2 separate regions of the Homo sapiens genome follow, and region 2 is linked to region 1. Evidence: chromatin contacts called from ENCODE Hi-C or POLR2A ChIA-PET data. All regions are on one chromosome and are shown on one strand. The core of a region is the stretch at or near the end of the contact, and the rest is flanking DNA. Distances in the headings are between cores, read along the strand shown.

What was found. A loop is a pair of places that touch in the nucleus more often than their neighbours do. ChIA-PET counts read pairs that join two places held with the same protein, here RNA polymerase II (POLR2A). Pooled maps may share reads with other maps.
Region 2: a loop to region 1 is called in a pooled map, with 2.7 times the contacts of the local background. The contact joins the promoter of UNC93B1 here to the enhancer-like site in region 1. A Hi-C loop is called at or near these places in 9 of 50 pooled maps. POLR2A ChIA-PET finds 5 or more read pairs at or near these places in 3 of 52 experiments (Caco-2, Panc1 and WTC11).

The regions. Positions count from the first base shown.
Region 1 is chr11:67,953,364-67,958,252 of GRCh38, forward strand. LOC112268076 (translation initiation factor IF-2-like) reads right to left here. Exons shown (of 4, transcript XM_047427952.1): 3 at 2,119-2,663. Among named protein-coding and RNA genes, the nearest start is that of UNC93B1, 48 kb to the right of the region's middle. Within about 2 kb of position 2,293, at least 3 of the 41 ENCODE cell types and tissues checked have a DNase peak (open chromatin) inside an H3K27ac peak, as active enhancers do.
Region 2 is chr11:68,002,100-68,006,988 of GRCh38, forward strand. It overlaps UNC93B1 (unc-93B1 regulator of TLR signaling), which reads right to left and starts at 1,998. Exons shown (of 11, transcript NM_030930.4): 1 at 1,849-1,998; 2 at 1,558-1,699; 3 at 923-1,076. The coding sequence starts at 1,944. RefSeq lists enhancers at 551-750, 851-900, 1,001-1,050, 1,955-2,498, 2,499-3,041 and silencers at 1,351-1,760, 1,821-2,120.

The DNA.
Region 1 (4,889 bases), core at 1,043-3,542:
TTTTAAATATTTCATTATCAACATATCATCATTTTAGCCTCCAGAAAGCATTTTAACATGGAGATTCTGGCTTAAGACTCTTGTGGGTCTGTCTGTCTCTCTCTCTTTTCCTTGAAACGGTCTCACTTTGTCAACTAGGCTGGAGTGCAGTGGCATGATCACAGCTCACTGCAGCCGGACCTTCCAGACTCTAGCAATCCTCCCACCTCAGCCTCCCAAGTACTTGGGACTACAGGCACACACCACCATAACTGGCTTTTTTTTTTTTTGGTAGATATGAGGCTTCACCATGTTGCCCAGCTGGTCTTAAACTCCTGGGCTCAAGCAATCCTCCCCTTTCAGCCTCTCAAAGTGCTGGGATTATTGGCTTGAGCCACCACGCCCAGCCAAGAACCTTGTCTCTTGTGATGCACCCCAGAACAAAACATCACTGCAAAAACACACCAAGGCATGAGTTTTAGTCCTAAGTCCCATTTATCCACCATACACTATGTGCCAGGCACAACGCTAAGTGCTTCTATGGACGAGCTTCCCTTAATCTCAGCAGTAACAACCCCAGGCAACGAGGCCTGTTGACAGATCCATTTGCCACTGAAGACAGTAAGGCTCAGAGAGGGTAAGTGGCTTGTGCCATGTCAGCCAGCTAAGGAGGGGCAGAACCAGGATGCAAACCCCAGCCGCCTGGCTCCAGACTCAGGTTCCCAAGGTCCCACTACACTTGGTCACTCCACTGCATTCTGGTATCCTGGTCTTTGGCAGAGTCCACGTAAAAGAAGGAGGTAGAGGGAGTGAGAGGGACTTCATGCAATAAAGTTTCCCGGCGTTACACTGCCATCGTAATTGTGTCCCCGACCAGGACCTCTCCCTTCTCATCCTTTCCGTGATCGGCCCTGGAAAACCTTCCAGAGAACTGTCCTCCTTCTCCCAGGATCTCAGAGAAAATTCGCCTGAGTTCAGTGTCCAGGTGACCCAAGCTCTGAATGCGGTAACGTGCACGGGGAGATAAGGATGTCACCATGAGCAAGCCTCCCAGACGGCATCCAGGAGCAACCCCAAGACTGGGCAGGGGGGCTCTGATGCCGCCCACGGCGAGGAGGGCTGCCCGTGCTGCCTAAATGGGTTCCGAATGAAGGCCGCCCTCTCGCCCATGTGGGGCTCATTAACCACGAATCCAATTATTAAGACAAGCTCAGCTGAGCAAATGGTCAAACATAAAAACATGTGGAAAGAACAAAGAGGTCAACCCCATTATCCATCAAAAACCATCAAGGTGGCGGCCCTCACTGAGGGGTACAGCTCTCCAGTGGGCCCTCATCTGCCCTCCAAACCCATGTGCCTCCTCAGTGGAAGGCCAGCAAAGCCACACAGGAAGAGTTGGTGTAGGAAAGCAGAAAGTGAACTCCAGGAGGCCAGGCTGGCCACGGAGCCCCATCCCACACACACAGGCCCGGTAACTCAGGGGCTCACGTGTGCAGGACACCGGGAGCTCACAGGGACAGCGTCCCGGGGGATGCAAGGAACTTTCCCTCTCTGTCCCTCTCTGTAGGGATGGAAAGAGGAGAGCGATTTCTGGGATGTAAGCCATCTGCCTCCTCTCAACTCTCGCTGCCCAACCAGAAAGGGAAGAAAAACAGGAAGATGCGGGGCAGGTGAGGAGCTGGGTGAGCACCGCCAGCCCGCAGCCCAGCAGAGCAGGGCTTGGCCAAGCCTGGCGCCAGGGACTTCCCCCCTACCCCCGCCACAAGCCCCTCGCCAGGTGAGAGGCACTGACAGAGTCCCAGACAGATGCCCCAGACAGGACGCTCAGCGCAACCCCCGCCCCTTCCCCTGCTAGGGGCCCCCAGGACGCGGGGCTCCCCCTCCCCTTTTGGCTAGCCGCAGAGTCCAGCGGGTCTCTAGTCCAGGGACGTCGTGGGAGAATCAGGAAGTCGAAGCCACACAGCCGAGAAGGGGCAGCTGGCGTCTCGGAGGCCGTCGCGAGCTGTCACTCCGCGCCCGCCGGAGTTGTCGCTCAGTTACCAACTTCAACCCGGGGCCGGCCACGGAGCCTCCCGCCGCCCCTACCCCGCGTCCCCGGCACCCCCGGCACCCCCGGACCCCCGCGCCCGCGTCACTTACTCCTCTGCCGTCGCCACCTGTCTGGGTGCCGGTCTCCTTCCTGCCTGGCCGCGGTGCGTCCTCCCCGTCATCGGGCTGTGCGCTTCCCTCCTCCAGCAACAGCCGCAGCCTCTTCTCTTCGGGAGTGACGTCGTCCTCCTCTCTCCTGGGCCGGCCATCCCTGCCTCGGGGCTTGCCAGTGGCTTTGGAGCTGCCGGAAGGGCTGGCCATGGCTCCGGGGGCTCTGCCTGCACCTGGGGAAGAGGAAGGACCCGGCGCGAGCGGCCTGTCGGCGGAGCTGGGGCGTCTGAGCGCGGGCTCGGTGGGTCCGCGCGGCGCGGAGCTAGGCATCGGGGCGGGCGTGGGCTCCTCCGCGGGCCGCTCGTTGCTCTCTGGCGCCCTCTGCTGGCCGCTCGCGCCCACCGCGGACACGCCGGGCCCTGGCCTGCGCTGAGCTCGCCTGCCCTGGCCCAAGCAGTCGCTGTCCCCTGCCTGCGGCCATGCCCGCTCTGGCCAGGCCCTGCACCTCCTCCCCGCCCCAACCAGGTTGCACCCCGATGGTCTCCCTGCCCAAGGAGGAGAGAAGGGACGCCCCGAGAGGGTGGACATCAGCCACAGCCACCTTGTCTTTGCTCTTACCCTGTGTCTTGCATGATTTGGAGGTGGTGGGAAAACCGAGGCTGCTCAAAATTCGTGGAGAATTCCGCCTGCAGGATGACATGAATGCACCTTCGCGTTGCCTACCAACAGATCTTTTTTGAGCATCTCTGTGGACCAGGCGTGGTGATGGGGGAGGGGATATTGTGGTGAACATGACAGGCATGGCCTTCACACAGTAGGGCTCAGCCCTGGGTGAGAAGGCATTGAGAATGGACATTGTCAATTGGGCAAAAGGAGGCCAAGAAGAAGTGCTGGGGGCATGGGAACTGAAAAAGACAGGAGGCTCAGCATGTCTTGGCGCTGGGAGATTGACAGCAACAGCGGCTGTTCCAAAGGAAGCAACAGCTGAGAGACGTCTCAGAGAGTTGTTCTCAGCCCAGTGGAGGTTGTTCAGGCAGAGGGAACAGCGTGTGCAAAAGCCCAGAGGCTGGGAAAGAAGCAGAAAGAGGACTGTGGGGCTGGAGCGTGGTGGGCAAGAGGAGAAAGGTGTGGTGGGCAGACAGATTGCCTGGGACCCAGCCGTGCAGGGGCAGAGGAGATAGGGGATCCTTGCAGGCCCCTAGCCGGGGCTGAGGCACAGAGACAATGCAGGTGGGCAAAGGGAGGAGACGTGGAGAAATATTCTGGAGGCACGCCCTGATGAATGAGCCCAGGATGCACTCTTAGTGTCAGTGTGGAGCTCCTTCCTTGGCTGTGTGATGAGCTGAACTCGGGGGTATTTTCTGGACATTGAGGTGCTACACCAAGAGTCCAGGACAGGCTGAGCACCAGCAGCTCCTGGCCCACCTCAAAAGCAGGAGAGACAGGGGAGACTGGGGATGCTGGGGTGGAAGGGGAAGCCAGGAAGGCAGGAGAGGCCAGGGAAGCAGAGGAGGCCAGGGAGGCAGTGGAGGCAGGAGAGGCTGGGGAGGCTGTGTCCTTTCCATGATTCTGCCCAGGATCCTAGGCCCCTGAACTCCCTGAGCTTCTCCACCCCAAGCACTGGAACCATGTTGCACAATGGTCTCTCCACTAAGCTCCTGATGGCGGACCCTACCCTGCTGTGCTCCCTATTTCAACCCTAACAGCTCTCACAGTGGGCAGCACATAGTAGGTGCTCAGGAAACACTGGTGGGAGAGCACATGGGTCTGCTCAGCACCTTCCTCTCTCCTCCAGCTCTCCCCTGTCATGAAATAATTCTGATAACGACACATGGGCTTTGGACTCTCTTCTATTACTTTCAATATGCTAATCCATCTATACCTCACAGCAGCCCTGGGGGTGGGTGCTATTAGGATGCCCATTTTACAGAGGAGGAGACTGAGGTATAAAGAGGGTAAGTGACATAGGCACACTACAGGGGCCGGGGCCAAGTGATTGCAGCACTCAATCCCCAAAGGCAAGGTGGACGCAGTTACCATAAAAGACAGCAGAGTCAAAGCTGCAACCAGAACAGCCTGACTCACAGAGACCTATGGTGCCAGCTGATCGTGGCATTCCTAGAAGTGAAATAGGTAAGAAGCCTGCCACATTTTTACTTGATCTGTGTTTGCAGAAGAGTTCTAGGTCAGGTGAGTAGAAGTCTAATCTGAATCATAACAACAGAGTCACAGTCCCCAGTCAATTCCCAGACATAAGCCAGTTCACAGACCCGGAGTCCCTTGTCTGAATGGGAAGCCAGGTCCCCTCCAGAAAGGACTCTGCTCCACTGCCAAAAATTTATACTGTCAATTTTTCTCCCAGCCTGCCCCCAAAGGAATACACAGCCTTTTACCAGGATGACTGAACAGGGGAAAAGGAACTAATGAGATCTGTGCAGGATCACTGGACACAGGCTCTGAACTGGCACTAGGGCGAGACTAGGGTCTACCAGTCAGAATAGGCATTTTGGAGGTCAGGTGAATGTTGGTGCAAGTTCATGTCATGGTAAATCCATTGGGTCCCCAAATCCATCCTCTGGTTATATACAAAGTGGCCTTGCTGAGATTCAAATTCAGGGCATCCAACAGAGAGGCTGTGCTCTTACTCATGAAACATTCTGACACTAGTAACCAATTTAAAAATGCAAACACCTTCTGGGGCTAGCCAGAGTCCTCCAAACAGTCATGTAAATTGGTTCTGTCAAGGATTTCCTCCTACCACCTGCTGAGAG
Region 2 (4,889 bases), core at 748-3,247, 48 kb after region 1:
CTGCACTGCAGTCTAGGTGACAGAGCAAGTATCTGTCTCAAAAAAAAAAAAGTAAGCAAGCAAAAGCAAACATAGCCCGCTTGCATACACACACACACACACACACACACACACACACACACGGGCACGTCCACACACGTGCTCTGGGGACAAGGATGTGAATGTAATCCATGCATGCTGGTGGGACAGCATGGGTAGCCGATTTCCTGGAGGGCTTAGATGGGGTTTCTTTTTTATGATTTCAGTTATTCTAATCCTGCCTGTGCAACGGGAGATGTTTTAAATTTTCAAATTTTTGTTTAAATGGAGTTTTCTCTTGTTGTTTTGTTTGTTTGTTTGTTTTAAAGATGAGGGAGCTCAAATTCACCTAATTTGTCCACTGGTCTCCAGGTCCCATCAGGGAGGGCACTGTGGACCGGTGATGGGGAGGCTGAACCACATACCTCCAGGGCTCAGATCTGGGGGAGAGCTCTGGGGCACCTGCCCAGCCATGCCTGTCTGTGAGAAACACCCCCTCAGCACCAGTCACAGCGACTGGGCCAGGCATGGGTGCCTGGACTTTGCTGACCGATCAGAAACCCCTAACTCTACAGCCCCAACCCTGAAGGCCACAGTGGCTCTGGGAGGCCTCCAAGGAGGCCACGAGGAGGGTGCCACGTGAGGCCCAGGCAAGCTGGGAGGGAGCTCAGCCCGTGTGAATCTGTTGCTGGAAACCAAATGTGCCCTGAGGCAAAGTTCCTGTTTCCTTCCCCAAATCCGAGTTTCACCCCCTTCACTCTCAGGCTTCCGGGTAGAAAAAAACCTCTCCCTTGTTCCCTCGCCCCACAAACACCCCGGCAGATGGACACCTCCTGGCCCGCCGGCCTCTGTACCCCTCCGAAATGGGAGTACCGCAGCATCCCACAGGAGCAGCCGCGCCCACCTGATGAGCACAGGTGTGTAGAGCAGGGCGGCGATGGGAGTCACGTTGATGCCCATCAGCATTTTGCTGTCGATGTCGGGCAGCCCCATGTTGCCATACTTCACCTCGCGGTAGGTCTCGTCGTAGTGCAGGATCAGCTGCATCTGCAGGAGGCCTGGGGACAGGACAGAGAGCGGCGTGCAGGGAGCAGCCTAGCTTTGGGCGCCACCGAGCAGAAGACGGCATGCAGGCCTCGCAGGGAGCTCCAATCACCGAAGGCATTCCCGCTGACAGCGCCCCTCAGGACAGCGGGGTTCCCGGGCTGCGCCACGCCTTCTGCCAGCCCGCGGCCACTTGGCCAGCTAAGCCCAGACCCCCACCCGCCTTGCTCCGCCGGCCTCCAATTCTGACGGTGGCAGGTCTGTCCGGGAGCCCGGACCCCCGTCCCCCACCCACACCGAGGCTCTGGCTGGGACCCGGGGACGCTGCGCTACTTGACCCCCCAACCCCACCCCCGCCGCGGGGGGCCGTGGCTGCAGCTGCGAGGGCAGCGGAGGGGAAGTGAGAGCGGGCGGGAGGCGGCGGCCCGCGGTTTCTGTTTCCCGGGCCGGGCTGGGAGCGGGCGGGGCGGCCCCGGGTCCCCGAGCGGCACCTACCCAGGTAGACGCCGTAGGTGAGCATGCCCCCGGCGCTGGCAGCCAGCACGTTCTTGAGCACGCCCAGGCGCTTGCGGCGGTAGTAGCGGCGCTCCTCCTCCTCCTCGTTGTAGTTGGGGTACGCGCCCACCAGCTCGTCCAGCTGCGAGCCACGCACGCCGCTCGCACCCGCGATCGCGCCCCGAACCCGTGTCCCCCGGTGCCCGCCGCCCCCCGGCCCGCCCCGCCCCCGCCGGGGGGACCCTGGCCCACAGGGGACGCCCGCGCCTCGCACTCCGGGTCCCCGCTCACCGGGGCCTCGGGCCCGTCCGGGACCCCGAGCAGGTCCTCGTCGCCCTGCGGCCCCGCAGCCCCCGCCATCGGGTAGAGCGGCGGCTCCGCCTCCATGGCCCGAACTACTGCGGACTCGCGGCGGTCGCCCCGGAGTCCCTGCGACCGCCCGGCCACTTCCTCCCGGCGGCCGGGACCTGCCCCCGCCCCGCCCTGTCCCGCCCTGCGGGCCGCCTCCTCCAGGACACGTGTGTGTGTATGTGTGTGTGCGCGCGCGCGCGCGCGTGTGTGCAGGGGCCTGCCTGTGTGTGCCCTCTGGGGTGTGAGTTCGAATCCCCACTCAGCCACCTCCTGGCCCTGTGACTTTAGGAATTAACTCCATTTCTTTGTGCCTCGGTTTCCTCCGTTTCCTCGACGGTAAAACAGAAATACATGGCACTACCCCCGGGGCCATGGCGGAACTATTGAGTTAATGCAAAGCCTTGGAAAAGTGCCAGGGTTGCCTGGCTCCCTTAAGCTCCCCTCAGGGTTGCCTGGGTCGTCCCCAGCCCCACCTCCAAGCCTGCTGTTACAGCTCATCAAAGAGCACTGCAGGGACAGTAGCGTCACCACCTGGACCCCACCTCCCACCACCGGACGCTACAGCCAGAGCCCACCTCCCATGTCCCCATCCTGCTCCAGTTTGGGCTGTGCAAATGGGAGCTTGAGTGGGTCCTGGGAGGTGGAGATTGTGATCCCCACTGAACTACATGGGGGACCCTGCCACAACCATGTAGTGGGGCCCAGAGCCACCTGCCCCCATCCTGCTGGGCACTGGATCCCGGGCTGCAGCGGGAGCCTGTGGTGGGGCCGACACTCCAAAGCACTGGCTACCACCGACCTGGCTGGAGCCACGGGGCCACTTTTGAAAATATCCAGATTCTCTCCCCTGGGTTCCTTCTGGTTTGAATGCTCTTCCTGCTGCGCCTCCCAGGTGGCTTCCTTCCCACTCAGCTCTCAGAACAAGAGACCATCCCTGCAGAGAATGCAGTCCCTTCACTTCCCTTCTGGTTTTCCATGCCCTCCCTGTGCACCCCCCTCCACCCACTGCTCTTTAGGTACATCCTCTCCCAAATGCAGAGGATGGCATTGGGCACCTACTGAGTGATCAATACTTGTGACTGGATGGGTGCATGAGTGACTGGATGACAAACACCTCCCACCCCGCAAGGATTGCTGGGAAGGTGGGGGGAGGCGTGAATCTGCAGTGGCTTCAGGCTTCCAGGAGGTAGAACTTTCTCCAGGTGACGATGCCCAAGTGCAGATGTGGGGAACAGACAGGTGGATTCATGCAGGTGGGTGGCTGGAAGTGGGAGACAGGAAAGGAGCCGAAGAGAGGGCAGGGCCCGAGGCGCAGGGGCAGGGAGGAGGTGGGAGAGTATGGCTATGGCGGGGGCCGTTCTCAGATGGCAGACACCAGCATCATTACACAGTATGATGAGAAAGTGCAATTCTCCTGACTCAGCCTTGTGAGTAGCTGGAATTACAGGCGTGTGCCCCTACACCCAGCTGATTTTTGTATTTTTAGTAGAGATGGGGTTTCACCATATTGGCCCAGGCTGGTCTCGAACTCCTGACCTCAAGTGATGTACCCGCCTTAGCCCCCAAAGTGCTGGGAGTGGGCCCCCCGAGCTTCTCAATTTCCCTGAGGGACCCCAAACTTCTGGGGCCTGGTGCAATCTCTTCCTCCCCTTGTTCCTCTGGGCCTGGGGGTTGTGGCGGTTGCTATGGTTGCCCATCCTGGGCTCTTCCATCACCTGTGCTGTACCACCAATTCCCTGCACTCAATGTCTCCTACTCAAAACACCTGGAGAGGGTCGGGCGCTGTGGCTCACGCCTGCAATCCCAGCACTTTGGCTGGCCAAGGAGGATCACTTGAGCTCAGGAGTTCAAGACCAGCCTCAACAAAGTGAGACAAACCCCCCCCCCCAACCCATCTCTACAAAAAATACAAAAACTAGCCTGGTGTGATGGTGGACACCTGTAGCCCCAGCTACTCAGGAGGCTGAGGTGGGAGAATTGCTTGAGCCCAGGAGGATGAGGCTGCAGTGAGCTGAGATTGTGCCACTGCATTCCAGCGTGGGTGACAGAGTGAGACCTCTCAAACAAACAAACAAACAAAAAACAAAAAAAACAAAAAACAGCCCTGGAGGCACTAAACCCTGACTGATACACCTCCTCTCTCCAGAAAGGATTTTTTTTTTTAGGTGGTTTATGGAGCTGCTCTTGGGGAGCCTGGAGACTATCTAAGAGGCTGATAGGGTGGCCCAGATAAACACACCAGGGTGACCTGCGGGACAGAGATCTGAGCAGGGCCAGCACCTCCACCAACCCATCCAGGTTGCAACAGTGCACAGTCACATCCCCAGGAAGGGGTGGCCAGATCCCCCCGTGCTCACTGTTTGCCAATGCTTTTCTCTATAATAAGCCTTTACTTTCAGTTCTCATTATGAAAATAATCGATGTTCCTTGCAGAAAAGCAAGCAGAAGAGAATAAATATTGCTCTCAACTGGAACTCCCTGAAACAACCTCTTGGAATATTGTTGCCCCGCATTGCACTGACACAGGAGCGTGCTGGGCAGCCCACGTGATTCCCTTCACACCACTTCCCTGGCATGGATGTGATTCCACAATATTTTAAACATTAAAGCCAATGGGGATGATGATCACTGAGTCTGGCTCACAGGATGGTGGGAGGTCCCCAGGTTGGGGTGTGCCAAAGGCTCTGCCCAGTGCCTGGCACAGCAAATGCCCAGGTGGCTGCTGCTTTCCACTGAGACTTGAGGCTCCTGAGAGTTGGTGGCAAAGGGCTCACCCAGAGCTGAAGACTCCAGCCCATTCCTGTGCGAGGGCTCCAGGCACCTTGGAAGCACCGTGGGCCGGGGAGCCAGGCCAGGCTGGTTGTGGATCCCCATGAGTCCTTGTCACTGTGTGGCCCAGCTGGAAAGCATGGTCAATAATGTCTGGGAATTGTGAAAATTGTGTGAAGTGTCTGCACACAGTAGGTGCTCAGTAAAGGTTT